Linked DNA regions of Homo sapiens: regions 2, 3, 4, 5 and 6 are each linked to region 1. The links are chromatin loops, found by intact Hi-C in ENCODE. Cell type or tissue: endothelial cell of umbilical vein. All regions are shown on one strand. Region 1 overlaps AFG2A (AAA ATPase AFG2A). Region 2 overlaps LINC01091 (long intergenic non-protein coding RNA 1091). Region 3 has its middle 56 kb from the start of SPRY1. Region 4 overlaps LOC105377406 (a long non-coding RNA gene). Region 5 overlaps LINC01091 (long intergenic non-protein coding RNA 1091). Region 6 overlaps LOC105377407 (a long non-coding RNA gene).

Evidence for each region. Peaks named below come from ENCODE experiments on the same cell type or tissue, not always from the same donor. Only the 100,000 strongest peaks of a DNase experiment are listed, where the experiment ranks them.
Region 2: it touches region 1 in a loop (2.4-fold over the local background); 6 of 110 quality-filtered maps call a loop at or near these places.
Region 3: it touches region 1 in a loop (7-fold over the local background); 4 of 110 quality-filtered maps call a loop at or near these places.
Region 4: it touches region 1 in a loop (9-fold over the local background); 10 of 110 quality-filtered maps call a loop at or near these places.
Region 5: it touches region 1 in a loop (15-fold over the local background); 2 of 110 quality-filtered maps call a loop at or near these places.
Region 6: a loop joins it to region 1, with 10 times the contacts of the local background. A loop is called at or near these places in 33 of 110 quality-filtered maps.

Annotation. Positions count from the first base shown.
Region 1 is chr4:123,124,561-123,129,560 of GRCh38, reverse strand. All of the region lies in intron 14 of AFG2A (AAA ATPase AFG2A), which reads right to left. Among named protein-coding and RNA genes, the nearest start is that of AFG2A, 200 kb to the right of the region's middle. In endothelial cell of umbilical vein, no CTCF peak of the experiment used is centred here; DNase peaks (open chromatin) are centred at 1,490 and 2,160; H3K27ac peaks cover 1,160 bases.
Region 2 is chr4:123,769,936-123,774,935 of GRCh38, reverse strand. All of the region lies in intron 3 of LINC01091 (long intergenic non-protein coding RNA 1091), which reads right to left. Among named protein-coding and RNA genes, the nearest start is that of LINC01091, 120 kb to the right of the region's middle. In endothelial cell of umbilical vein, a CTCF peak has its summit at 1,949 (motif pointing left); DNase peaks (open chromatin) are centred at 655 and 1,875; H3K27ac peaks cover 221 bases.
Region 3 is chr4:123,338,127-123,343,126 of GRCh38, reverse strand. No RefSeq gene overlaps it. Among named protein-coding and RNA genes, the nearest start is that of SPRY1, 56 kb to the left of the region's middle. RefSeq lists an enhancer at 2,499-2,793. In endothelial cell of umbilical vein, no CTCF peak of the experiment used is centred here; DNase peaks (open chromatin) are centred at 2,636 and 4,186; H3K27ac peaks cover 3,159 bases.
Region 4 is chr4:124,260,093-124,265,092 of GRCh38, reverse strand. The region is part of intron 3 of LOC105377406 (a long non-coding RNA gene); the gene reads right to left. Among named protein-coding and RNA genes, the nearest start is that of LINC02516, 300 kb to the left of the region's middle. In endothelial cell of umbilical vein, a CTCF peak has its summit at 2,663 (motif pointing right); a DNase peak (open chromatin) is centred at 2,692.
Region 5 is chr4:123,830,228-123,835,227 of GRCh38, reverse strand. The region is part of intron 4 of LINC01091 (long intergenic non-protein coding RNA 1091); the gene reads right to left. Among named protein-coding and RNA genes, the nearest start is that of LINC01091, 180 kb to the right of the region's middle. RefSeq lists a silencer at 2,500-2,794. In endothelial cell of umbilical vein, no CTCF peak of the experiment used is centred here; DNase peaks (open chromatin) are centred at 1,827, 2,367 and 2,617; H3K27ac peaks cover 3,901 bases.
Region 6 is chr4:124,110,116-124,115,115 of GRCh38, reverse strand. The region is part of intron 2 of LOC105377407 (a long non-coding RNA gene); the gene reads left to right. Among named protein-coding and RNA genes, the nearest start is that of LINC02516, 450 kb to the left of the region's middle. In endothelial cell of umbilical vein, a CTCF peak has its summit at 3,065; DNase peaks (open chromatin) are centred at 3,085 and 3,475; H3K27ac peaks cover 752 bases.

The DNA of each region.
Region 1 (5,000 bases):
GACAGCTGATGGTGCTAACAGGTAATCGCAGAGACTGTTAGTTTTTCTCTTTAGTAATGAAACCCCTGAGTTAAAGCCAAATTTAAATCCCAGCCCCTCAAAATAGAGAATATATTTATTTTACAGCCTCTCTTGCAGCTGAATATTACCTTGTAGCTAAGATTAGCCAATGGGATGTAAATGATAGCTGCAATTTATGGGTTATGCTCTTAAACGGCAGGGATGAGCTATTACCTTATCTCCTAATTCTTGTTGACCTGAATGAGAACCCAACTAATGTGACAGTGAGATACTTTTTACCATGTGGCCTAAGGGATGGCACAGAAGTAATCTGAATTTCTGATACCATGAAACTACCATATTAGTTAATACTTGTTTGAATTACTTAGCTCTTTTGTCTTAAAGTATTGCCTTTAAGATTTTTAATTGAAAATGCAGTAGCCTCCATATTTCAGAATTCATCAGAGCAGATTTATGAAAACAGGTCTATATGAAGGATAATGTCCCACATATTTTTAAGCAAATACTTTAACAAAGGATACAACATATGACATGCATTAACAATGCAAGAACTTCAAGATGAAAAAAAGCATATAATACTTTTCTAAAGTTTGAAAATTATTAACAAGCATTTTAAACCTTGTATTTGGAGACTCTTACAGATAATTCTCCATTTTGCTGGGTTTTAGAGTGAGAGCTGAAGTACAAAATCACTGTAAGTAATAATGATGGGAGTACTAAAGAAGAAGAAGAAAAAGAACCACTGACCCAGAAATCACACACAGGTCTAGTCTGTGATGTCTGTTTTGTCAATTATTTAAGGGTTTAACCATAATCATTTTTTTTTCAGTCACTGAACAGAAACATCAGTATAATTTTAAGTGAACTCTCAGCTATAATAATTAAGTATATAAAAATCCATTCACTAGAATATTCAATGTTAACACTACACAACAGCTTTTCATATGTCTTAATGACTCACATTAAATAATAAAATTTAAAAACTCCAACTCTAACTTTAAAAAAAATTTGTGTTCTAACAACAATCTCCCCAAATTACTTCTTGGGTAGATGTTTCGGATGGTTGTTGGAGATGCTGCATTTTTTTAAGCCTGTAGAGAATTACCAAAAGCCTGACTCAAGTATCAGAAAAAGTTTAAACTAAGAAAACAAAAAGCAACAATTATTAAATCTGTTTTTATGTTTACCCTGAGATACTTCTACCAATAATTTCCCACAAACTACCAGGGAGATACTTCTTTCTCAGACACAATGGTTTTTTTCCCAACTAAATGCATTTCTGAACTTAAACGCATGAAAAGTTAATAAACGGAAGGAAAAGCAAATTCAGAGCTGTCATTTTAAAATTATATTCTTAAAGGGTTTAAGGGTATCATTTGTGGAACACAAAGAGATTTCCTTCTCAACAACATTCCAGGACATCACTCTTTCCTGCCTACCAGCAGACAAGATTATACTTGTCTGGTATGTCAGTAAAGTATTTACACAAAGACAGTTTTTCAGAATCTTCTCATTGTGAACACAAAACAGGAAATACAGTAATACCATCAGTATATGTTAAACACTGTTTAGTATAAACTGTATTTTTTCCTTAATGAGTACTAGCTTAACCTCCAGGAGGAAGAGGTGAAAATAAGCACATCTAAAAACACATTATCACTAGTTGTTTGCAGCCAGCCAAAGAAAAGGTTAAGGAAGAAAAACTCAATAAAACTTTCCAAACTACATTTTAGTTAGTGTTATACTATAGCCTCTAATAAAAACTCATTTTTCTCAAGTTCATAGGGGAAAATAAAGGTATTCCATAAAAGTTAATATTTTTGAATAAAAAATAGCCTAATTAATAACAGGCAATTTAACAGAAATACTGCTTCTGAGGCAGAAAAAACAAATTTCTATGTAAAGTGGCCATCCATCAAAAACACCAAATAATAAAGCATTTCATGATCTAAAAAAATTAATTCCTTTTATTTAAATTTATTAAAAAAAACTGTTTACCTTCCGTGGCTAAACAGTAATACAATTCTATCAGCTTACCAACTGAAGAGCTTTGAAATGTATTTACAAACTGATTATATAAAGTACAGCTTGTGTCCTAAGCAGAAAAACACAGAGAAAATTTTAATTTCCCATAAGATAGTTGAATGAACTATGGTTTGACTGCCCTCTGCTGATGTGAAATTTTTACAACTATAAAAACTGATATGATAAAACTGTGATATTATGATTTTAAAATAACTGTTTCTACTCAGATCCTGGTTTCATTATTGACTTCCTGTGAAAACTAAAGAGATTTAAATATTTAGCTTCTGTGTCTTATGTTTATTTATTTTTAGAGACAAGAGTCTCACCCTGTCACCCAGGCTACAGAGCAGTGGCAAGATCACGGATCACCATAGGCCTCAACCTCTAGGATCTAGCTAGCAATCCTCCTGCCTCAACCTCCTGAGTAGCCAGGGCTACAGCTGATTTTTCAATTTTTGTAGAGACAAGGTCTCCCAAAGTTTCCCAGGCTGGTTTCAAACTCCTAGCCTTAAGTGATCCTCCTGCCCCAGGCTCCCAAAATGTTGGGATTACAGGTGTGGGCCACTGCACTTGGCCATGTAGTCTTATTTTTAATTAACGGGCAAAATTCATGAAACAACTATTATCTGACGGCTATCAAAAATATGATTTGATCTCTGTATTAGTTCCTTCTCATGCTGCTAATAAAGACATACCCAAGGCTACTGGGTAGTTTATAAAGGAAAAAAGTTTAATTGACTCATAGTTTGGCATGGCTGGGGAGGCCTCAGGAAACTTACAATCATTGTGGAAAAGTAAGCAAACACATCCTTCTTCACATGGTGGCAGGAAGGAGAAGAATGAGAGCAAAAGGGGAAAAGCCCCTTATAAAACCTTCATATCTCATGAGAACTCACTGACTATCATGAGAACAGCACGGAGGTAAGCACCCCCATGATTCAATTACCTCCCACCAGGTCTCTCCCATGACATGTGGGGATTATGGGAACTATAATTTGAGATGAGATTTTGGTGGGGACACAGCCAAACTGTATCAATCTCTCTGACCTCAAGATACTTACATGTTATTAGAAAGACAGGAAAAACCTGGAACACATGAACTATTAGAGAACATCAAGAACTAAGCTAGGTGGTACAGAAGACAAGTAAGCTAGAGAAAAAAGATTTGTAGAGCCAATTTAGTAAAAACTAAACAAAACCTCAAAAATAAAAAATTCATGGAAAAGGCTGTTAAGACAGGCAGTCAAGGAAAAGTAATGAGCATGGTTTTAGATGAAAGAGGAGGAGACAAAATAAGCAAAAGCCTGGAGAAAATAATGAATGTATAATAGTACGTGCATATCACATGACTACCAGAAGACATAATTGCCAAGATAAAAGGTAAATGTTCAGTGAAAACAGAAAATACTATAATGGTAAGATGCTGCATGGGGTATGGGCAACTTTTGCAAAGTGAAAAAGCCAGAATGAAGAGCTGGACTTGATGAGGCAAACAAGGAGTCCCTGTATGTTCCTTAACAGTATATCACTCCTTTAGGAAGAATACTATAAAACAGAATGAATATGAAATGGTGGAGAAAGAGACTGAAGGCAGAGAAACGAGTCAAGAGGCAATGGCAGTAATAAAGGAAATAACTCAACCAGAAGAGTAATGGTAATAGAGCAGAAAAAAGAAATTGAGATAAAATAATTGAGATTTCAAATTTTGAATTATAAAACAAAACCGGAGGCTGGACTGGATTCAGATTTTTGTTTAAATATTTGCCATATTAAGGTGATTATTAAATTCCACTGAAATAAAAGAGTACTAGACTCAGAGTCAGCAGAAGGGAAAAGTGTCATGTCATCAAAGCTAATAGGGTACAGGGTTTCAAGATACAGGTACTCAGCAGGATAAAATTTATGGAATTGAACACAGTAAGAAAGGAAACCATTAAATTTTGTTCAGTAGTCACTGGTGACTTTCACAAGTTCACTTTTAATATATTTGGTCTGTGAGGAGAAACTAGGGAGCTAAAATTTTTAAAATTGAGATGAGCTACAGAAACTAGATGGAACAATTAACTTTAGGCAAAAAATGTCCTTCTCTGACAGTGTAGGAAAGGAGCAGCAGATAATAATAGAGCCAAGTTATGTCTTGTTAATGATGGGGATACATAAGGAAGTTCATGGCAAATGGTCTTAATTATCTCTGTAAATCAGTTTCCAAGCTCATCTGGAAGCCCTGAAAGAAGAATGATAAATTAATATTTGAGAACAATTTGATACTGTCTTTCTAGCTAGAAGTCAAATTTCTACTGGAGATGTCCAGTCTCAAGAGATGGCTCCATCTAGACACGACTTCTCATTTTTCTGTACGTGTCTAGAAAAATCTATGTACATTTCATAAAAAATTTCAAAGCTGACCCATTGTTTCCTATACATACAAGTATAGACTTTCCATACTTTGTTTATGTGAACACATCTGGAATAAAGCATCCAACTCAAGAGCAGGCCATTTTCATATACCCAAGGTAAAGGTGTTCGTAAGAACTCATGGAAAAGTAATATGTTTCCTGGTGATTGTTTTAGAATCGCCAAACAAAACCAGAGAAATAATAATTTCTTAATTTTATGTTACATTTTCTTTGTAAAATAATTTCTGTCAAAAGAAGTATAATACTCGAAGTTAGATTTCAATTCATTCATTCACTTACAGAGCAAATCATTTGGAATGCCTCTGACCCAAGTTAACTATTTTGTGACACTGTAATTTCAGTTTTAAAAAACTTCATAATAAAGAAATTTCCTCTTAAAGTTCATATTCACCAAATAATGAAATACATGTCAGGTATGCAGTGGTCCAATAAGAACATGGTTTTTTTTGTTGTTGTTTTTTTAATACTTTAAGTTCCAGGGTACATGTGCACAACGTGCAGGTTTGTTACACATGTATACATGTGCCATGTTGGTGT
Region 2 (5,000 bases), 650 kb before region 1:
GAAAAGCATCAATAAATTTCAAATCTGATTCATAATAAAAACTAATAAAGGAAAGATATTTCCTTAAAGAGATGATGAGTACCTAAAAAAAAAGAAGAAGAAGAAAAGGAAACTTCAACAAAAGTTATTTAATGGTGAAACATAAAAGTATTCCGTTAAAATCAGGAACAAGTAAAGGAAGACATAAAAGGTTAATTTCTGGAAGTGGAATAACTGAGATACAGGAAATTAGTATTTTAATTTTAATAGATAATACAAAAGCACTCTTCCAAAAGGTGTTGATTTTACAATTCTAGTGCCCATTTCCCCATACCTTTACTGGCATTGAATGTTATTCATCTTTTTAATCACTGCCCATCTGTTAAGAAAACAAATTTTATTTTTGCTTTGTGAAGATTCTGTTTATGTCATTTGTAGAGTCTTACTTAATATTTTAGGTTGTTGTAGCTTACCATTGTTACTGAATATTGAGGGAGAGGAGGATGAGAAAGGTTGCCAATAGTCTTAACTGAGCTTAATGGCATCGGTAAAAAATGAAAATGATCTCTATGAAAACTTACCCAAAAGGGCATTATAAATATGTGTAGTATAACAATGTTATCTGCACCAGAAGTTGAGTCAGGAAATCTGTATCTGTGCCTCATGCCTTATTTCAGCCACCATATCCTTCCAGAGGCTTCATGGCAGGCAAGCAACACAATGAGAGAATTCTGGTGTTCTCAACCATGGCAACTCTCACAGCCATGGGTGAAGGCCTCTCCCCTGAGATCTCAGACCTGGAGATGCCTCTGTCAAGCAATGGCTCTTGGGTGAACATGTATGATACAACTTCTATTATCGCAAGTCTGGAACTGTATTCACCAACATATGCACATCCAATGCTACCAGAATCTATGAAAACTCAGTGATAAAAAAATCAGAGTCAAATTCCCCCAGGTTTTTGTTTTAACTGCTTTCTTGCAGAAAAAAAACTTCTTTTCTGGATGAATGCTGTTTCACAGAAACCCATTTCTCAGTCTACAAACATAGTTTCCGGATAATAATTTGCAATAAACCTTTTGCTCAAATCACCAAGAACAGGAGGTCTGAAATATACTTCAGAGTTGTGTGACTTTTGAAACCCACCTCAGCAGCCCTGAAGCTGTTATTTGTTGCTCTTTTTCAGATATAACCTCAGTCCTTCCTCACTGAGAATATTAGGGTTAAGATTTAAGAATACAGATAGTCTTTGAATTCAGATAGCTCTGGATTAAACACCAGTTCCTCCACTTAAAGGCTGTGTGACCTTGGGTGAGTTCCTCTAAGCCTCCATTTCCTCCTCAGTTTTTTGTTTTTGTTTAGTTGTTGTTGTTTTGAGAAGGAGTCTCACTCTATCACCCAGGCTGGAGTGCAGTGGTGCGATCTCGGCTCACTGCAACCTCCACCTCCCGGGTTCAAGCAATTGTCCTGCATCAGCCTCCCAAACAGCTGAGACTATCGGCGCCTGCCACCACACCCGGCTAATTTTTATTGTATTTTTAGTAAAGACTGGGTTTCACTATGTTGGCCAGGCTGGTCTTGAACTCCTGACCTCATGATCCGCCCCCTTCGGCCTCCCAAAGTGCTGGGATTACAGGTGTGAGCCATCGCCCCAGGCGTTCTCCTCTGTTTTATGAAGACAGTATAGCCCTGCACTGAATAATTGTGAAGATCAAATGAGACAATGTATTTAAATCATACCTTTAATAAGTGCTCAATAAATGGTAGCTATCATCACTATTATTTCTCTCAAAGAATGCTCCTTTCTAGATTCCCCAGTCCCTCTTGCTTTTCTTCAGTTCCCTCACCTCCTCAAAGAGCTATCGAGCCCAGCCTTGGATTGGCTAAGTCACTCACAAGTCCAGAGCGCAATTCACAGCTATGTCCATACTGCGCCCTCTAGTGTCACTTTAGGGACTATGTGACTCTGGAAGCGCCGTTACCTCCAGGATTACGCCAAGGGTGTAAATTTCTCTATGTCAGGTGCATGCCCTCCACTGCCAACGTCACTCCACAGCTTGATAATGGTGGTGCTCACAGAGCACTGACATTCATTTAGGTCTGGGTAAGGCTCACATTCCATAAGGTGGGATGGAAAGAATCATCAGTCCCTTCTAACAGGGAGCTTTCAAGCTCCAGAAACCAGGAGACTCATTCAACACATTCATCTCTATATGTCCACCTGGGACCATTAGGCACATAGATGTAAATTTTATCTGGAAATAGCCCTGAGTGCCCCCATGCGTGTGTACAGCCAGGGAAACACACCTACTGGGAGGTCATACTCACCACCCCACTTCTAAACCAGGCCACAGTTTAGAACCCCTTGGTTATATAATATGGATAACGGATGTCTAATAAATGCTTTTAATGGCTTGAGATTATATCTGCTCTTGAGCCTGTGTGTTCAAAGGTAGTAAAACCAAAACACTGGTGAAATGGTAGAAGAAGAATAATAAATTTGTTGACACAAAATTCCAGCACAGATTTTCAATTGCTCATCTCTGTTCAATATGACGAGAAATGAGAGCTAACACCTATTCAGCACTTGCTGTATGTTAGGTACTGTTCTAAAAGTTTTACCTGTATTAGCTCATTTAATACTCAGAACAACATTACAAGGCATTTATTTTTCCCATGTTTTAGATGACAAAACTGAGGCACAAAATGGTTAGTAAGTGGCCCAATATTGAACGTTTACCAAATGGCAGATCTAGGTGAGTAACAAATGGCGTTAAGAAAAACCACAAAATTACAACTTTAGAAAGTTTATCAGAGGGAAAGAAGGAAGGAACAAAGGAATGAAGAAAGGAATGAAGGAAGAAAAGAAGGAAGGAAGGAAAGAAGGAAGGAAGAAGAAAGAAAGAAATTAAGAAAAACTACATGTGATATATTTTAACACAAAGCAGACTCCCATCAATGTAACCAGATGATGTCAGCAGGATGGTGAAAGGACTCAACATAAAGAAAGGACTGTTGAAGCTGTTGAAACAATCCAATCAGCTACTTCTTGACATTCAGACAGTGGTCCAATCTGAGTGGAAGAACCACTATGAACTCTTGCTGTGGGTCACACTTGCTAAGACCAAGCCATACCTCCTGACATAAGACTCTAAACCATACTTTCTACTAGAAAATATAAGAAACATAGTAGCTCTCCCTAAGGGGCTATTTCACCATTCATAAAGATGATAACTTGGATAGATATCTATGTTAATCATGCTTTGAGAAGTCAATAAGATGTTACATTTGTTGAAAAGTAATTTAAACAGACTAAGACACCAACCTGAAATGTGCTCAAAAAGGTGATCATGTGCCCTTAAACAGACCTTCATCTACACTATAAGCCATGTAGGTATCCATTTTATGTGTCTCCTAATCTTCCATTATCAAATTATTTATTCTCAGCATATTATAAGCAATAGTAGCAGAGGATCATTGGCTTGGTACTAACTGTGATTTTCAACTCTTGTCCTGAACTGAATCTGCAGCAGCAGAATTTTCCTTGGCTCTTACAGGTTATAGGAAATGGTACATTCCTGGTCCTCTTTGAAGTATAGTTCCTACTAATCCTCTTCTCAGATGCAGAGATCCCCAAACAACCTCAAAACCTCCTCTAATAGGGCCCTGTGTAATCCAAGGCCACTAGCATTTGCCAGCGCACTCACACCACCTCACCATCTCTTCCCAGCAGGAGGTTTCATAGCACAGATAACCCTGACCTACTTAAAGAACTCTAAGCTCCTATAGCACAAATACATGCATAAATATATACCAGATGCACAGATCAAATTTAAGAAGAATAGATTATGGACATGGAACTGTCAACATGACCTTCACAATCACATTTTTTCATCCTTCCATGTGGTGTCCACCTGTGGTGCACTGTCAGTGGGTTTGGTTGAAGCTCAGTAGGTTCTCACTTTCAAAGTTGGCTTTGTGCCTATGGGATTTTTTTTTTTTAGCTTTGTTTTCAGCGATGCGGGTGCCCATAGAACTAAAAATTATCCAAGATAAATGGTTCACCTTTAAAATTTGTCTGTGGCTGGGCACGGTGGCTCACGCCTGTAATCCTAGCACTTTGGGAGGCCGAGGCGGGCGGATCACGAGGTCAGGAGATCGAGACCATCCTGGCTAACATGGTGAAACCCCCGTTTCTACTAAAAATACAAAAAATTAGCCGGGCGCGTTGGCGGGCGCCTGTAGTCCCAGCTACTCGGGAGGCTGAGGCGGGAGAACGGCGTGAACCCGGGAGGCGGAGCTTGCAGTGAGCCGAGATCGCACCACTGCACTCCAGTCTGGGCAACAGAGGGAGACTCCGTCTCAAAAAAAAAAAAAAAAAAAAATTGTCTGTAAAGGAAAACTGTTTTATTATCATCATTAGAAAGACTTCAGTTGTCCTTGTTCTTTTACCATTAACAACGTAATAAAAATTACATCAGGAAACTACAGAAGCCTGGTATTTTATTCTTAAAACTACTCTTCCAAATGAAAATGATTTCTATAAAACATGCACTAAACTTTTCTAAATAAAGACTCAAAAATTTAAAAGCATATAGATAGAACAAAGAAGTAGAGATATTACACTAAGCAATAAGAACCTCAGTCAAGGCTGGGCACAGTGGCTCACGCCTGTAATCCCAACAATTTGAGAGGCTGAGGCGGACAGATCACCTGAGGTCAGGAGTTCGAGAACAGCCTGGCCAACATGGTGAAACACTGTCTCTACTTAAAAATACAAAAATTAGCCAGGTGTGGTGGTGCACCCCTGTAATCCCAGCTACTCGGGTGGCTGAGGCAGGAGAATTGAACCCAGCAGGCAGAGGTTGCAGTGAGCCGAGATCGCATCACTGCACTCCAGCCTGGGTGACAGAGCAAGAGTCTGTCTAAAAAAAAAAAAAAAAAAAAAAAAAAAAAACAACCTGAGTCAATACCCAAGTTCATCTTGGAAAAAAAAATTAATTACCCTGGTAGCGATCAAT
Region 3 (5,000 bases), 210 kb before region 1:
TCCCAGTGCTGCAGGCTCAAAGCCGAGGCCCGGCCTTGGCTCCCTCCTGGTGTGCTTGTTCTCACCACCGTGGTCCCTGCCCTGACTCTAGATATGTTCACCCAGTGAATTCAGGCTATCCTATGTCCTTTCATTAAAAGAATGTCCTATCTAATCCTGAGCCTATACGCGGTGGCATTTTGAAGATTGTCATGGAATGACTGTATGTGACACAGAGTAAACAAGTCAATGTATCCATCTTGATCAACATCAGCAGACAGTGTCACACTAACTCGGGGAGTGACTACTCATCTTTGTGTGAAGGCCAAGAGTGCCTCATACAGCAAAATAAATTCTACTTTACCAAGCCATGCCCATCTGATAACTGTCTCTGTATTTATTTATTTATTTTTAGAGACAGGGTTTCACTCTGTCACCAAAGCTGTAGTGCAGTGGTGCAATCATAGCTCACTGCAGCCTTGAACTTCTGGGCTCAAACAATCCTTGTGGCTCAACCTCTTCTTGAGTATCTAGGACTACAGACACATGCCACCATGCTGGGCACATTTTTAAACTTTTTTTTTATAGAGATGAGGTCTCACTATGTTGTTCAGGCTGGTCTCCAACTCCTGGCTCCAAGCGATCCTCTCACCTCGCCTCCCAAAGTGATAGGATTATAGGCGTGAGCCCCCATGCCTGGCCCGTCTCATCCTTTATTGAGAAGATATCTGTTATCTGTCTTCCTTTAAGCCTCCCTAGCAATCTCTTTTGTAATCTTTGAAAACTTCTGGTTGTTCTATTTCCTCCAGTCTAATTAAAGCAATGGTCTGGTTTCTGGCTACGATTGCTCAGAGAGGATCAGGAGTTATAAAGGCCAAACTATGTACTGTTGGGATGGTTTTCTGGGAATACTCACAGAGAAAGGCAAGGTTCAAATGCTGGGCATGCGACTAAAGACAGAAATGTGTTACTAGAGATTTCCATAATTCTCTGCCATGAATCTCAAAATAGGTATGAAACCAGGAGATAAATCTGTATAAGGAAGGGATAGATGGAGAATAATACCATTAACTCAGGTTTAAACTTAGTCCACTGGGAGGCCAAGGCAGGCAGATCACGAGGTCAGGAGTTCCAGACAAATCTGACCAACATGGTGAAACCCCATCTCTACTAAAAATACAAAAATTAGCTGGGTGTGGTGGTGGGCACCTGTAGTCCCAGCTACTCGGGAGGCTGAGGTAGGAGAATAGCTTGAACCTTGGAGGCAGAGGTTGTGGTGAGCCGAGATCATGCCACTGCACTCCAGCCTGGGTGACAGAGTGAGACTGTCTCAAAAAAAAAAAAAATTAAACTTAGCCCAAAAATTCAAAAGTGAACCTCTAAAAAGAAGTCAAGGGTAACTGCTGTAGAAGTCCAGCCAGGCAGATGGTGGCACAAAGAATCTGGAGCAGCTGGCGTGGGGCCTCAGCCATGGAGACAGTTCAGTTCAAGGACGGGAAAGCCAGTTGTTGGGGAACTGGGAAAGAAGCAGGAATGAACGTCCCTTGGAAAAGAGGAAGAGACTTGGTTGTAGGAGAGAGCTAGGATACCAACGTCGACGTGATGAAATTGATTTTAGCCACTAACCCATGTCCCATCTGTTCCTTCTACTCAAACACTGAGGCATGACTGAACTTAGAGGTGAGAGCCTCAGTTAGATGAGCCATAAAGCTTCATCAAAGCATAGGAGGTCATTACCTCACAAACCTACCCCAGGTCAGGCCAACATTTACTATATATCATGCTCTGGGGGCAATGTTTGTGCTTTTTATTTTACCTTTATGTAAGCTATCTATTATTTTGTTTATGGTCAGTTTGTATTTTAAACATATCAGCCTGGCTGATGGTACTTTGTCACAGCAGCCCTAGTAAACTAATACAATCGTCAGTTTTGTTTTCAATTTGGTGTGTATTAATTGGCTTAATTATGATCCTTAAATTGTCATCATTGGGTTGTAGATGTCCAACTTATATTCAGTTATTGATTTATTTTTAGTAATATAATAAACATCTGCGAGCCCATCTCCTAAACAAAAGTCAGTCTGGAAAATAAGTCAGAGCTAATGACATGTTCCCCCAGCAACCTCACCCCATCCTCCCCAGCAGCATCCTGGTTTTCCTAGCTTTTCTGTCGATGTAGATTATTGCAGTCCTAAACTGCATGTATTTTAAAACATTTTAGCTACTTTAAACTGTATAAAAGGTATCGTGTAGTATATGTTTTGCGACTTTCGTTTCCATTACATTGCTAAGATTCACCCATCTGCATGTGGCTGTAGTTCATTCGTTATGCTACTTTGCTGTTTCGAAATAAAATCTTCATGACTGCTTTTTAGAAATATACTCACATTCTCATTCTTATCCCATTGTTTCTACTATTTTAATATAAAGGCCTGGCGAAGACCCTGTTTCGGGAAGGAGGAGACTCTCTGGCCCATGTGCCGTAAGGACATTTTGGGCTCACAACTGCAGGGGTGTTCCGGCCTTATTGTGACTCTCAGAGCTTCACCGACAACAGCCACGAGGACTTACTTCTTAAAATGAAGCATTTCCCTTTGGTCACCAACCAAGAGGATAGAACAGTAAGGTGACTCATGTTGCTCTGATTTCAAAGGGTGTGTAAAGGGAAACGTTAATGTGAGTCAGAATTTACCCAATGGTTTTGAGTAAATAGCCCTGAAATAGTCTTTTTCTCCTGGGGTTGCTGAATGAGAGCAGCGTGGCCATACTTTCCTAAAGGAAGCAGTGTGGCTTGGGAGGTGCAGTACAGCCCTGGAGGGCTGACAACCTGGTAGATGCAAGCCATCCGCCTCCTACTTTGTGACCTTGGGCCAGTCACTGAATGCAATGGTGCACAGATACCCAGTTCTAATTCTAGGGTCAGAGACTGCACTGCCTCCCTTCTGTGTTCACACAGAGCCATTTCTAGCTCTTAAAGTGTCTAAGCAGGGCCTGTGTTTTTCCTCATTACAGTAAACATTTTGTGAAACAGGTATTGGTGGCTGTATAGTACTGGGTTTGGCCATGATGTTGGATCCTCAAACCCAGGGCTGTGTGGCCAGACCCAGGCCAAAGCTCCCAACATGGCCACCTCACAGGCTCTGGAGAGGGACTTGCTGGGCCCAGTGGAAGGCAGCTTAGGCTCCACATCCTCTCCGTCTTCCGGCTTCTCTGTGAAGCACAGGTTATTGTTTGTACCCTTTGATGCTTTTCTAAAGGCTATGTAAGGAGCATTTTCAAAGGTAGAAAATGGAGAGAGCTGGAGATGCCGTGGGAGGGAAGACTGGAGAAAGAAAGTCTAACCAGTGCAAACATTAAAATCAAATGACCCTTGTGCCATAAATTAGGGGGTTGGGGAAATGGCTTATTATGCAGCTGAGGTGTTTGAAATGTAGAATTTGCTGGGTTGGCAGATTAATCCCATTTATACTGGGGAAAGTATTCCATGACATTAAAGGATTTATCTATTTGCTAATCTGCTTCAGACTCCACAGACCTTGTTTTAATAAGGGGGTTGGGGAGAGGAAAGGGTTAGAAAGAAGGGGGTTAGGAAAAGGAAGACAGGGATTTCGTTCCCATTTCTGCTATAAGTTTTGTTAACTAAATGCCTAATAGGGACTTCAAAAACACGGTAGAATCCACTCCTTAAATGTAACATGCATTACTTATAATATGGACAAAGTAGAGTTTTTTATTTGTTTTGTTTTTGTTTTTGTTTTTTGTTTAACAATGTTAATGCGATCATTCTCTGTAAATACATAAGCAAGAATATATTTCTTCTGCTACTTTAAACCTAGGATATAAAGAACTTTTTAGAGAGAAAAGCAAATGAAAAATGGGTGTAGGATTCTAACAAGCTTTAATCTTCATTACTAGATTTATTGGGAGCAACCACCAACAATTATTTTAATTTGGAGCAGTTCCCATTTTTCCCATTTTTAAAACCCCTTCCCCCAAAATGCAAACAAACATTCGCCTTTGCTGTTGCCTTTTTCCTCCTGGATGGACTACGCAGCGCAATAGCCAAACATCCTCTTAATCTCTTTTTCAAAGACTCTAACCTTCTTTTGCGTAAAGCAGTCATTTTGTTTTGTTCCACAGCACCTTGACAATGCCGAGAAAACATAATCCTTTACTTACAATAGAATCTCAGATTTGCTGTTCCATTACCGGGTAGCCTAAGCATTTGTATTAAAAGACGGTTCAGCCTTTTTTCAAGGAGGCATTTCCTTCCTTACCTTCCTCACAGAAAGTTCTGCTTTATTTTTAGTAATATCCTGGCTTCTGGTATTGTATTTGTGCACATAATCCCTTCACAATAATGCTTAGCACTGTGGTGGCACCTTCCCTCCACGGAACTCAAAGGCCTTTACAAACATTAATTAATTCTCACAGCACCCCCACGAGATGGGTGAGTATTCCCTTCCAATTGGTATATTATTATCCCCATTTTGTGATTTTGCCAAAATTCCTTTGCCTTCTTCCCCAGTGTTCTTTTTAATAGAATTCATCTTCAGTCCACTGGGACTGGCCAGTTAAGACCATGGTAAAGAAACGAACTAGCAATAAAAAGGAAACAAAAAAGAAGAATGTGAACTGTGATATAGGCAACCTCAGAGATATTGAGGGGTCAGTTCTGGATCAGAGCAATAAAGCAAGCATCATGATAGAGTCACATGAATTTTTTTGGTTTGCCAGTGCACATATAAGTTACATTTATGTTATACTGTAGTTTATTAAGTGTGCAATAGCATATGCATATGCCTAAAAAAAGTATGTCCTTTTGTTTTTTTTTTTTTTTTTGAGACGCAGTCTTTGCTCTGTTGATTAGGCTGGAGTGCAATGGCGCCATCTTGGCTCACTGCAATCTCTGCCTCCCGGGTTCAATTCTCCCGCTTCAGCCTCTCGAGTAGCTGGGATTACAGGCATGCGCCACCACGTGCAACTAATTTTTGTATTTTCAGTAGAGATGGGTTTTTGCC
Region 4 (5,000 bases), 1.1 Mb before region 1:
GGTGGTGTAACTATTCTGTATAATACTGTGATGTTGGATACATGATTTTATGCATTTATCAAAACCCAAAGAGCTTTACAGTACAAAGATTGAACATTAATGTATGCAAAGTAAAAAAAAAACAAATCATTTAGGGGGTTGGGGAGCCCAGATGGCATCCAGACTGTGATAAGAGAATATATTATAAATGTATGAAACAATCTGACTGAAGGGAATAGGAGCAAGAGATGTGGACCTAAGTATCTTTGGAAATGAAAGGTGTCTGTAAGATTTAAGGCAGAAGGAAATGGGCATAAGCACTCCATTCTAGCTGACAACCTTTTTTCTGTGGAGATATAGGTTAACAGCTCTAATACTGGTACATATGCTCCTGGAATTGAACAGTTAACCAAAGGGATAGCAGGTCATGAGAGCCAGATTTTTCACTGTTGAAGTGGGAATTTACAGATAAGCAAGGGTAGGAGGCTAGGATAATCCACATGGTTATAAATTAGTTTGAGACATCAGTATATACTCATATTTAGCTTAATATAGATACCGACGGACATTGCCTTAGTCCATGTGAGTTGCCTATAACAAAATACAATAAACTGGGTGGCTTATAGGTAACGGAAATTTCTCTCACAGTTTGGGAGGCTGGGAAATCTAAGATTAAGGCACTAGTATGGCCAGGTTATGGATGAGAGCCCTTTTCCCAGATGCAGACATCTCACTATGTCCTCACGTGGTGAAAGGGGCAAGGCAGCTCTCTCGGGGCCCTCTTTTACAAGGTCATTAATTCCATTCATGAGGGCTCTGTTCTCACAATCTAATCAGCTCCCAAAGGCCCCACCCTCTAATACCATCACTGTGGTGATTAGTATTTAACATATGAATATGCGGAGGGAAACATTCAGACCATAGCAGCTACATATAAATATAACACATTTGTATACACACATGATCTTTCTTGCTTTGTTGGCTGAAAGGCTTAGAAGCAATGACGCCCAGTGGCAAAGACCACACCTAATAGCCCAAGGTCTGAGCTGAGCTGCTTGCCCATCACTCCAACAGAGCCATTGCCGCCTTTCCTGCCTTGCTTTCCTTAAGCTACCTGGTTAATGTTTACAATACAGCAATAAAAATAAAATGGCTTTGTGTTCCTCCTCCCTAACAAAACTTGATATTAAAGTGAAATTTTCAGTATTTCATCCAAAGATATTCTGGGACTTTTATCCACTAAGATATCAATGATGGAATCACTAGTTTTGAGCTGGATAAAAGAATGAAGTTCTCAATATCTTTAAATCATACTACTTCCAAATTTTATAGATCTTACTTTGGTTTCAGGATAAATTTGATAAAATACACTACATATCAAATGTTGGGCCAGACATAAATATTGAATAATAAGTATAATATTTTAAAATGAAATCGCAACATAGTAGGAGGAATGATAGCACTACTACCTATATTTTATTAAACTCGCTATGTTTATTAGTATATACTTATATATTTACACATGACTTCAAAAAATAAGCAAGTAAAGAAATCTATGCAGTAATAATTATCCAGAAGCAACTTTTGCAGTGCTAGTACTAGCATTCCATTTTCATTGTTAGAGTGAACTTATTACATACACAATCACTCTAAATTCTTGCACAAATTCTATTCTTATAATTATTCATACTATTTATTTTTTAAATAATTAAAACCAAGCACTTATGGCCTTAATACTCACAAGCCCTGTATAATATAGTGCCATTATTTCCATCTCCAATTTACTGATTAAGGCATTAGTGTGATTACATGATGATCACATGGTTTATCAATGGTAGAAATGGCATTAAAACACACATCTAATGTCAAAGCCCAGGAATTTTACCTTTCCTCCATGCTGTCACCATAACTTATAACCAGTGTCTTTAGTAATTAGTGTTCTGATATACAGAGGAAGAAAGGAAGAAAGGAAAGAAGAAAGAAAGAAGAAAGAGAAAGAAAGGAAGGAAAGAAAGAAAGAAAGAAGAAAGAAAAAGAAAGAAAGAAAGAAGAAAGAAAAAGAAAGAAAGAGAAAGAAAGGGAAAGAAAGAATAAAGGGAAGGAAAAGAGAAAGAGGAGGGAAGGAAGGAAGGAAAGGAAGGAAGGAAAGGGAAAAGAAAGAGAGAAAGAGGGAGGAAAGGGGAAGCAGGGCAGAAAGAAGGAGGAAGAAAGGAATAAGAGAAGGAAAGAAACTTATTTGTATGTGTTGTTTTTCATATTACTCCCTGCTATCTGGTTTTTTACAAATGTGAATTGTTTGTAATAATGCGTTCAGCAGAGGTGAACTTTCGCCTAGTTCCATTTGAATAAACACAAATGCTATATTTTATTCCTGGATTCACCACTGACTCATTGCATTTAATTGGATAAAGGCACTTCAATTTTGGGAGCCTCAAATTTGACTTCAATAAAATAAGGAGGTTGTACTGTATCTAATGTCTGAGGTCACCTCACATTTTAAAAAGTTGAAGTTCATTCTAACTCTATATAGACTTAGGTTTCTCCTTTAGTGGATATGATACATCATTGAATTGAGATCATCTGATGGGGAAAATTTTGAGGTTATTACTCTTCTAGCATTAAGTCTCCGTGTACTTTTGCAAGGAGTCTCGCAGTGCCTCCAGATTCCATCTGCGTCCCTATTGATGCAAGATGCAGGGACCAGGAGAGGGCAGTAGAACTCTACCAATGAAAACGAAATGCTTGCGCTAGCACTGCACAAGTGGCTTCTGGATAATTATTATTGCACAAATTTCTTTACTTGCTTATTTTTTTAAAAAGTCATGTGTAAGCATATAGATATATGTGTCCTCAGTGAGTAGAAATTAGTTATGATGATTATTATAAATATTTGCTACATCAAATATTTATAATATAATCATAGCTAATTTCTAATTACTAAAATAGTAATTAGAAAAATAGAAATTAATAGTAAAATAGAAATTAAAATACTAATAACTAAAAACAAAAATTAAAAATATTTATCCAACTTGCTGTTGTAGAACTCTATAAAAATGAGTTCCTTTTTAAAGAAATCAAATTATTTCAGTTACGAGATAATAAAATTGATTGTTTTCATCAAATAAGGAAATAAGAATGTTCATAATTGTAAAAGAAATAAAATTCAAAACTACATTACCTCTTGCTAGGAATTTTTTTTAAGTTTTTCTATTATTTTATATCATCTGTGAAGAACAAAAATTAATGAGGGAGCAAAAATAAACCATCTTAGGGCTATATCTCAGAGAACTAGTTAACTCTGTAATGGTGTCGCGTGTAAATTTGGGGAAATAATTTTTTTATTTAATTTTATTTTTTATTTTACAGCCTTATTGAGATATAATTTACATACAATAAAATCTAAACATTTTCAATAATTGTATTCACCCAAGTAAAAAGTTATGGGCTGTTTCTATCACCCCAGAATGTTCCTACCTGCTCCTTTACAAAATAGATTTATAGTTCTGAAATTTTATATAGATGGAATTATACGATGCATACTCTTTTGTGACTGGTTTCTTTTGCTATTTATATATGTCGTATCGTGTTGAGTTAGTACCTACGTATGACTGAAGAAAATTTCTTTATATAAATATACCACAATTGGTTTATCCATTCACCTGTTGTTTAATATTTGGACTGTTTCAGTTTGAGGTATTATGAATCAAGGTGCTAGGAGTATTTATGCCAGGATCATTTATTTTGGTTGGACATAGATTTTCATATCTTTTGGATAAATACCTAGAAGTGGAATCACTGGGTCTTGTTGAAAGAGCTCATCAACTGTGTTAGAAACTGCCTGGTTGTGTTATATAAGTACTTGTACCACTTTTCATCCCCACCAGCAGTGCATTAGAATTCCAGTTGCCCCACATTCTCACAGACACTTGGTATTGACAGTTATTTTATTTTTAGCCATTCTAGAATGTGTTAGTGGCATTTCATCATGTAACGAAATTACACTGATTTCATTGTAGTTCTTTGACTAATGATGCTATATAACTTTTCATTTTGGCTATTTGTTTACCTTCTTTTGTGAAGTGTTTCTTCAAGTCATTTGCATAGTTTTTTTTTTTTAATTTGGGCTACTTGTGTTTTTATTGAACTGTAGGAGTTCATTATGTATTGTGTATACATGCTCACACGTAAGTATTGTGAATTTTAAAATATATATTTCAGATACAAGTTCTTTGTAATGAATACTTTCTCCCTATCTGATATCATAACTTTCCATTTTCTTAAAACCATCTTTATAAGAACATGAATTAATATATTTGGTACAGTACACATCATAAAATTTTTCTTTTTTGGTTCTTGATCTTTGGTGGTCTGATCTAAAAAATCTGCTTAGTCTATTGTCATAAATATTTCTTCCTATGTTTTCTTTTTGAAGATTTAGACTTTGGGGTATTAACATTTAGTACCGTGAACTATTTTGAATTAATTTTTGTGTAGGCTGTGAAGTAACAGCTGAAGTGTATTTTTCTCCATATGGATAGCCCGTCGTTCTAAAACCATCTGTTGAAAAGATTGTTCTTTCTCCTTCAATTATTGTGGCACCTTGTCAAAAAAAATCAATAGATTCCGTGTTGGTCTATTTCGGCCCTATCTATTTTGTTCCAGTGATCTTTATTTTTATCCTTATACCAACATGAAGCTGTCTTAATTATGTAGCTTTATAGCAGAGGTTCTTACCCGGGGGAGATTTAGACTCCAGGGAATATTTGGCAATGCCTGGAAACATTTTTAGTTATCACAATTAGAGGGTGTGGCGGATACTACTGGCATCTAGTGGATAGAGGCCAATGATGCTGCCCACCATCCTGCAATGCACAGGGTAGTTCCCACAAGAAAGAATGATCTAGCCCTAACATCAATAGTGTCTAGGTTGAGAAACCCTGATTCATAGGAACTTTTAAAATCAGTTAGTGCAAAGTCTCCAACATTGTTCATTTTCAAAATTCTTTTGGCTGTTTTAGGCT
Region 5 (5,000 bases), 710 kb before region 1:
CACGCCATTTTCCTGCCTCAGCCTCCCGAGTAGCTGGGACTACAGGCGCCCACCACCGCTCCTGGCTAATTTTTTGTATTTTTAGTAGAGACGGGGTTTCACCATGATAGCCAGGATGGTCTCGTTAGCCAGGATGGTCTCGATCTCCTGACCTCGTGATCCACCCGCCTCGGCCTCCCAAAGTACTGGGATTACAGGCGTGAGCCACCGCCCCTGCCGCCACTTGGTAATTCTTGACTCAAGTAAGACCAATTAACATCACTTGGCCTTGGAGTATTCTAAGTCTTTTATTTTATAAATTGAAGAGGTTAAACTCAATGTGCTCTGATGTTCCTATAAACTTCTATGATCAGAAATCAAATATTTCGTAAGCCTCTTGGTAACTATTCAAATCTAAACAGTATTTTTAGGATTTTCTTAAGCATGGTATCTGAGTCTGAAACACATGGTAATAAGAGCCATAGTAATAGTGATAATAATGATGATAATAAAATAGCTGTCATTTATTTATCTGCAAATATTCATAAGGGCCTAGCTTGTGTCAGATGCTGTTCTAGGCAATGAGGGCACGGGAGAGAAGGACACATACCTGAGTTTGGGGAGTTTATATTCTAGTTTAGGGAGATGACATTTAACAAGTGTAATACAGCATGTCTAATTGTGATAAGGACTCAAAGAGAAACAGTACAAGGATTGGCAATGAAGAGTGCTGAAAGGCATTTCAGAGCATTCTTTAAAATACTTATTAGGAGCCATGAATTTTACAGGGATTCTCTCATTTCATCCTAACAATAATCTTATAAAAATTATTATCTTATACCTACTGTACAGATGAAAGAAGTGGGCTCAGAGACATCAATGAAATGGCTCAGGGTCACACAGATCGTTAAGTAGTGAAACTCTAGAGCCCAAGTCCTAACCATTATGTGGTACTGCTTTCTACCAGATGATACAATACAAGTCTCTAACGATCTCATAAACCAATATAAACACACAGATTCTGTACACTCAGAGCTCCTTTTCTTTCCTGCTGTGTTTATCCATAAAACCTATTGAAAGTGTTAATATTATTAGGAGGTAGCATCCTGGCACATATGATTTTTTCCTAAATCAGTGCATCTTGGGCAATGTTTGAAAAGCAGCACATAATAACCACAATTAAAAGACCAAAACTTAACAAGAGAGAAAAATCATTACAAAGACTTCATGGCATGTTCCTCAACTGTACTAGGTTGGTGAAATATTCTATACAGATGGACCCTAGGATACCAAAATTATATTTGTGCATTAGTCCTGTTCAAGGAAATACAAATCACATTTCAATGCAATAAAATAATTAACACCAGAGACTGTAATAGAATCAAATTTCACATAGAGCAGGGACACACAAGGGTAACATAGTGAAATGGTTAAATGCATGGATTCAGTACTCAAATACATGTTCCAGCTTGCTCTGTCACTAACTCTACCTTCTTAAAAGCCTACTATCTTCTCTGAATGCTGGTTTTCTTATCATTATGATAGTAATAATAATAGTATCAATCTTATATGTTTTGTGAGAATTAAAAGAGTTAATGCATGTTAAAGGCTTAGCTCAGTACCATCAAACAGGAAATGTACAATAAATCTTATTTATTACTGTTATTATCATGAATGGATGTGCCACCTTGAGCAAAGGGGATTTGAATGCTCAGAGAAGTAAAAGGTCTGACACTTAACAGGATACCTGATGTTATTTTTCCAAGAACCTATCTACACATGAGTGTTGAAGGAACCACTACTCCCCCTTCCCAAATTGCTGCCTCGGGAATATATTTAGAAACTAATTGTTAACAGTAGCAGCATATCCAAACAAAAAGGGCAATGACATAACTTTGACTCATTTCTGTACATTTATATAAATAATTCAACTAATGAGTGTCTTACAAGAAGAAAGAATGAAGATGACGCCACTGGTATGTAAAAATATTCATATCAACTCAGCCCCTTTTGTTAACTCTCAATAGCTACTGATTATCTGATTATTCCTTCTCATCTGTGTTTGGATGACTTCAAGGCACTTCCCAGCAAGTAAACTCATAATATTAAAGCAATGTTCTTTCCCAATTTATACCAGATTTCATCCCATCATATCAACAGCCCATATAGCCAAAGAAAGGGCTTTCTTACACATGGTTTCCATGGTGTTTATGCCTTTCTATCCTAAACAGACAGATGCATTAAGCAATGCATGTCAATCCCATTATGAGGCTGTGAAATGGGCAGAAGTTTTGTTACACACTCATGCAATCACACACATTGTGAACATCCTGTTTATTTGGCTCATCCTCTGATGATTGGCTGTGGTATATCAGCACATTACTGACAGCTGGGAATTTCTCCAGTGGAACATGCCTTTCCTATGACAAACATCCAACGAGCAATGGGAACATGTGTCTGCCCACTGTGCCCATACAAAGCAGCCCAGTTTCTCCAAATGCAGAGCATATTGGGTGCTTGGATTTTCTCAGAATGCCACCGACAGGCCCCTGGTGACCTTTAGGGGCCATATGAGATAATACATTCTTAGACTCCTATTTCCGGACTGCTTTGGGCAAGGTCAGGATGGCAAATGTCCCACTTCCACAATATCAGATGTTACGGTAATTCCTTTTAGCTAATGTGTAAGAGCAAAGGAATGCCTTCAAACCTCATCTAGGCCCTGTGGAATCTGTTGAAAATGCATGACAGCTGTGGGCTTTGGCGAGGTTGTCTGTGAATGTATGAGATTTGGAAACCATTCAAAGCTAGAAATAACTGTACAACTCATAACCCTTCACCACTGCTCACTCTCTCTCTCTCTCTCTCTCCCCCCTCTCCCCCCCCTCCGCCCCCCGTCATGTCATTCTCTCTTCCCATCACTCATTTCTCATGCACTGTATCTGGGTCACAATCTCATCCTCCTGACTCAAATGCATCATCACTGCTGGGAACTGTGGATAACATCCTCCACACAAAAAGATGGGAAAAGAAGAAAGAGGCAGGGGTGGCAGTGGGGGCAACAGAAGGATTTTAATAACGCACAAGAACAGGAAATTGAGAAAGATCTTTTTTTTCAGTATCCAACTGGGAGTTGAGAAGCAGCAGCAAACTCACACTTATTTAAAGGCCCATCTGCAGGTAGAATCATCCTCGGGTGCTCGAATGATGTGTAAAGGCACTTGTTTTCCTAAACCTGAATAATACTTTGAAAGGCTATGGCTATTTATACTTCACTTTTGAAACTTGTATGTGTATTTTATGCACCTCACCATTAACTCTCACAGCAAAAGAGTTTGTGAGTGACATTTTTGAGAAAAGTAGGATAATTAGGAAAAGGAACTGAGAGAAAAGGGGTCAAGCTCAAAAGCCGGCTTTTTATTCAAATGACTTATACCCAACTACACTATTGATTCTGACCTCAGAATTCCTACTCTTGAAATTTTGACTTAAATTATCATCTCCAGATTCAAAGACTCAGCAACCTGGTTCATAAACAATGTGACACCCTGGTAATCACTGGCTTTTTTCCTGTAACTTCTGCTACTTCTACATAGATTTAACATACTACCTCTTGGCACAATCAGGTTGTTCCAGCAGTTTTTACTTTCTAGTTAAACCCAGGTTTTTCACATGGTGGCTGTGGGTCAGTCATTGACCATAATGACTTTTCAGCAGTCTAAGCTAAGAGGCACATTATCCACAGTTTAGCCAGGATGGAGCTTTACAACTAATGAATTATTTTGGCAGTTAATATTATCCCACTGATACCCTAAAATGAAACAAAAACACATAGATAACATTAAAACAACTAATTTAGAACATGGGAAACTATGTAAAGAAGGAAAAAAAAACCTTCCTATACAGAATTTTGCTGCATGCTCTCATGAATTTCATTAGCTACACGGATCTAATTGAGTGTTGAGAAGCAAAGGAAAAACAGGTCTGCCATCCATACACTAACGCTTACGGCATCTAACGCAAAGGAGAGATCCCCATAGAAACTCACAGAGAAGGCCACAGATGCTCCCTCAGGGGCATTCACTCTTACATTTAGATCATTTCTAATTAGCTATGTTATCTGGATTCCCAGGCCACGATGAATTAAAAACTGCACTAGAGGAAGACAGGGATCTAGGAGAGGGGAGCGTGCTGGCAACAGGCAGGGGCACAGCTGGTCAGCTCACAGCAAGAGAAAAGAGCAGCATGATTGTCAGGGTATTTAGGAAAGAGGCCCCAGAACATTATAATATCACACAGAACAATAATGGATGTGTATAATGTTGACCCTGGGTCAGCAGGGAGAAGATGCATTCTGTATAAGAATCCAGAGAACTATACAATATGTTTTAGGTATATTTATATCAAAACAATTTAAGTTATAAATTTTGGTACTTCAAAGGAGTTGATTTCCTTTATGTCTAAAATGAAAATACATGAAATACTTCTCCGTCTCCAAATAACAGATTTTATTAAATCACTGTATTTAAATACAGAAGACTTATACATAAAATTTAATATCAGTGTCTCTTATTTTTTTTTGCTCAGACTCCACAAGATACACATTGCATGCCATTGTCTTTAATTAAACACGTCCTAAATAACTTCAAGAGTATCCTACCACAGCCAGGCATGGTGGCTCACATCTGTAATCCTAGCACTTTGGGAAGCCGAGGTGGGCAGATCACTTGAGGTCAGGAGTTCGAGACCAGCCTGTCCATCATGGCGAAACCCTGTCTCTACTAAAAATACAAAAAATCAGCTGGGTGTGGTGGCGTGCGCCTGTAATCCCAGCTACTCAGAAGGCTGAGGCAGGAGAATTGTTTGAACCTGGGAGGTGGAGGTTGCAGTGAGCTGAGATCACGCCATTGCACTCCAGCCTGGGTGACAGAGCTAGACCCTGTCTCAAAAAAAAAAAAAAAAGAAAGAAAGAATATCCTATCACAAAAAGAAATCTAAAAAATTGTGAAAGTATCACTCTA
Region 6 (5,000 bases), 990 kb before region 1:
TCAAGATTCTGCTAAACTGATGGTAAAATTCTATAGAGTTTTACATCTACAATTGTTGCTTTTATTTGCATTTTATTTACCAATGAGCTTGAGCCTCTCTCATTTACTTTTTAACCTTTTGCAATCTTCATCTGTGAACTGTCTCTTAAACTCTTTGCACATTATTCTACTGAAATTTAGATTTTTTTCTCCATAGAAGTATCATATATTCTTTATTAAGTAAATTTATGAACACTTTATATTTCTCAGTTGCTTATTAGTAGAACAGATAAATGCTACTGTTTTTTTTTCTTAGTCAATCCTGTGCCCAGAAACCTTGCTGAATGCTCTTATTCTATTTTTTTCTAATGATTCCTTTGGTTTTTCTTTATAGGTAATCATACTGTATGAACATAATATAGTCCTCTTTTCCTTGAGGACTTACACCTCTTATTTCTTCTTTTTAAATTCTTTGAGTGTTGAATGAAACCTAGTCTTATGCTAAATAGTGGCAATGATAGAGGATAACTTTGTTTTATGTGTACCCTTGATGTTAAAGGAAATATTTTAAGCTTCTCCACTAAGGATGCTATTTACTGGTACTTTGATATAAAATATCTTTCAAATTAGGGAATATTTTATTTCTACATTTCTAATTATTTATTATAAATATGTTAAAATTTATCAAATTACTATTTGCATCTTTTAAAATCCTCATATTTTCTTTCTCAGTTTATTAATGAGAGCTTTAATATTGAAAGAGTTTCTCATGTTTATCATCTTCTCATTTCTGGGATTAAAAATACCATTTGATTTTGGTATATTTTTTAATATGTTAGATTTATTTATTTAATATTTTGTTTTGGATATTTGCCTCTAGGTTTCTAAGGCAAATATCCCAATAATATCCTTACTGTTTTTTGTTCTTGCTTAGTTGTGAAATCAAGATTCTACTAACCCTGTAGAATAAGGTGGACAGCTTTCGCAGTTTTCTCATTTCTAGAAACACATATAATATAAAAAATAACTATTTCTTAAATGTTGATTAATGTCAAATATAAAACAATCTGGGTTTGAGCAGTTGTGGGAGGCTCTAACACTTTGATTATCAGTTCAATTGCACTGTTCTGTTTGAGTGTTTTATTTCTTCTTCTACCTTTTTGACATTTAATACTTTTTCCCATAATTTACCCTGTATATAAGTATGCAACTTTACTAGCAAGTTCTTGATTATAATGCTCTTTATTATTTTCTTCTCTCTTATTTTTTTGAGTTAATTTTTACTTCCTGAAGAATGTTACTTTCTAAAGCTCAAATTTTTAAGTACCATTTATGTCATACATGCATTTTCTTTAAGTTTTAAATATTTTATAATTTTCCTCATTATTTCCTTTTTGAAATCTAAAACACATATTATTGTTTTTATAAATACAAAATTTTGTTAGCTACATTCTAATTTTATAATATTATGGCCAAAGAACCTAGTCAGTATGTTATTTGCTTTTTTGGAATTTATTGAAGATTCCTTTGAGCAATAGTAGAAGTCAATTTTTATGAATTATCAATTTATAATAAAAATGCATATTTTATCTTTGTTAGGTTTACAGCTGTATAAATATCTAATAGTTTAAACTTGCACATTATGTTTTTTACATATGCTATGTTTGCCTTTTTTCTTTTTTTCTTATGTTTGATTTCTTGGTTTCTGAAAGGTAATGTTAAAAATCTCTAACTACAATGGTTAATATATCTATTTCTCCATGCATTTCTGTTAGTTGTGACGTTATATACTTTGAGGTTTTATTATGGAATACATCCTCATGATGGTTATGTCTTCCTTTATTGTTTCCTTACCAGTATATAAACATCATCTTTGTCTTTTTCAATCATTTCTGGTCTTGAATTCTATATTCTGAGATATTAGCAGCTAAAGATGAACTGTGCACTTTCCTGTAAAAAAAGGCCTGTGATCTAAATATGCTGACAACTCCTGTGAAATCTTTTAAGTAAATGTGCCCTGTTAACAGTGACTAAGACAGTAATTGCTTTTTAAAAACAAATGTGTGCTATGAGGAGAGAATCTTTCAAATGTATACTTAGAAATGTTGTTTGTTGTTTTAGATTTGGGCTGTCTGTAATAATGTAGAAGGAAACCTTATTCCCAAGAATCACCCTCGTGACTTCTTTCCAGCCCCCACTCACCCTTTTCCATGGGAGAAGAAAGTATTTTCCCACTTGTTGAATGTGGGAGAAAAGAAAGGGCATGCATAGACAGCTTCTCTCTATTTGGGGGATCTATCCTTGCAACAAGCTCAGCAAATACACCTGAGTTTCCAGGGGCTAATTGAACTCAGGAGGATGTAGAAGAGCTAGCTGATTTGACTGCTTAGTCACATTTTTATTTGAGGTTTATTAGAAATAAAGCATTTGATATATCTTTCACCAGAAAGTGCTTCTATTGGAGAGAAACTATGTATTTAAGAAAGCAATACCTAGGTTTTATGAGTGAAATGTCTTAATTATGGAGATGCTCTCTACATCTTAAGGTGGAATTATAGAAAAGAAGTAAGCACTAATATTCCTGACAAAAAGAAAAATATACGTTTTGAACATTTAATTCCCATTAATAGTGACTTTCATTCTCATTGGGAGAGAGTCTTTCTTTTCTAAGATCAGATATGGTGCTAATACATAACTCCTCCCCCTGCTGCTTAGTTCTGAGGTTCAAAAGACTGCCAGGTGGCTTTTATCAACCCATGGAAAGCAAAGGATTTTTGCCTCAATTAAATGGTACTTTTCCAAATCTGTTTGTGAGCGGATTTAGGCATTGAAGCCCCAAAGTCACTTTAATAGGTGTGACTAGATTTCCATTTACCAATTAAAAATTTACCTTTTCAGCTGTCTGAACACTGACTCATAGGGTTTTGATTTTCTGTTAGAATAGAGTGACATAAAAAGTCAAATAAATGTTTCATGGTTAGCCAGTTCCAACTTATTACATTGCTGTGTTAAGAAGTCATGCAAACAGAATGTCCATCCGTCCCCTTGAGACATAAATTACTTTGTGATTACTCCAAGTGGCCACTAAAGGTCACTCTTACTCCATTTTCCCAGCCAGTTTTGAAGCCTGGCTCAGGTATAAAATTTGTGAAGCCCCTGTCTTTGTACTAGCAACAGACAGACTTGAGATAGAATGTTTAGGGGTCAAGAAGCACAGTTTCCATACCTATTCAGTTTCAGGAGGATGCCAAACCTGCCTGTCTAAGTGGTTTGAGTCAGAAAGTTTGTGTTACATCTCCATGTTAATGCATTTCTAGAAAAGTTATCAAAATTTATAAAAAGTTCATTTTAAAGTAAATACAGGGTGAATATAAACTTCAGTCATTATATTCTGGCCCAGAGTAAAAAGTCCTTTTTTTAAAGAAGAAATAAGTCATCTTTAGGAAACACATTTAAGACTGAAACTCTTACTGAGCTGATAAATTATAACTGATCCTATATGAGGAAGGGGGAAGGAAGGTTGAAAATAACACTTGCCAAGAATTGAACAGCTTAAATCATCTGTAAAAGTAGTGACATTACATGTAGGAGCCATTTCCTCCTTATACATAACTGTTTGGAATGTTTAGAAAATGCTCATATTTAAAAGTCTTGGATTTCTTAGGTAAGAGAGACGTGTGTGTGTACAATTTACACGAGTGTCTAAGTAAACAGTATAGATACTTAATATCACTAATAATAGGAGGAACATAAACTAAAACAAACAACTATCTTTTAACTTATGAGGACAAAAAATTAAACAGGAAAATAAAGTAGTAAGGTTTTAGAAAAGCAAGGTCATTTGCTTTTCACATTTTGGTGAGATTTTAAATAGGAACTGGCATTTGGCAATAACTAGTAAAAAGAATGTGTATTCTTTTGGACCTAACAGTTTTACCTCTAGAATTTACCTTAGGGAAACACTTACTCATTTGTTCAAGGACATATGTAAAATAAGTTACAGTGAAAAAAGTAGCACAACCCAAAGGTTAGTTATTGAGAGAATGGCTTATTTTATGCCTCAGGATATCATGTATTAATTAAAAGAATTGTTTTCTAAGACATTTGATCAAAAACTCAAATTCTATTAGATAAGTAGAGTATAATGGTATTTATTTTTTAAATGCAAATATTAAAATGCTACATTGAAACACATGAAATTGCTGATATTCACCTATTTTTAATCTACAAGGAAGACAATTTCATATGGTCCAATCTATATATACAAATAATGAGAAAGTAAACTGATTTTTTTCCCCAGAACTCAGGATTGAGGGTGATGATATGAGGGGATTTATAGATAATTTGAAAATATATTTTGTAAGAAGAATATATTCAAATACTGTGTAAATAAAATGTATTAAATGTATATTTAATTTTCCCCCAAATTTTAATATTTTAAATCTTCATTTACCTATGAAGTTCTTAAATTATCAAGATACCTGCAAAAGAAAGTACTTGTACTATTTCTCATTATGCATTAATACTTTTCACATGTACACTACAAACAAATGGGTATGAAGAACAAACACACTGCAATCTGTTACTCATACAGAGTAAAGAATCTGAACTAACCCTGACAACTAAAGAAATTTTATATTTTATATGACTTGACAGAGTAAATCCTTTAGGAAAGCAATGAAGAATCAGTCAAATACTCTTAGACTTACTTAGAAAAATCATTGAACATGATCAATTTAGTAATTCTTTTTTTGTAAGGAATTAATTCATTAAAGTGAATATAACAAATTTTTAAAATAGGTATAATATATTCTAATATTCTTTGCAATAACAATATATGCAGTTATAATATTAAACAATACCGTACATGTGAACCCTTGCTGATATAATAAACTGCCAAAGCCATAGGGATTATTAAATTTTAAGTTGATCATCCCTCTGTATCTTCAGAATGGCTGCCGTAACAGTGATTTTTTTAAATTCTGTTTCCATTCTTGCTGCCCTAGTTCTAACACACATTT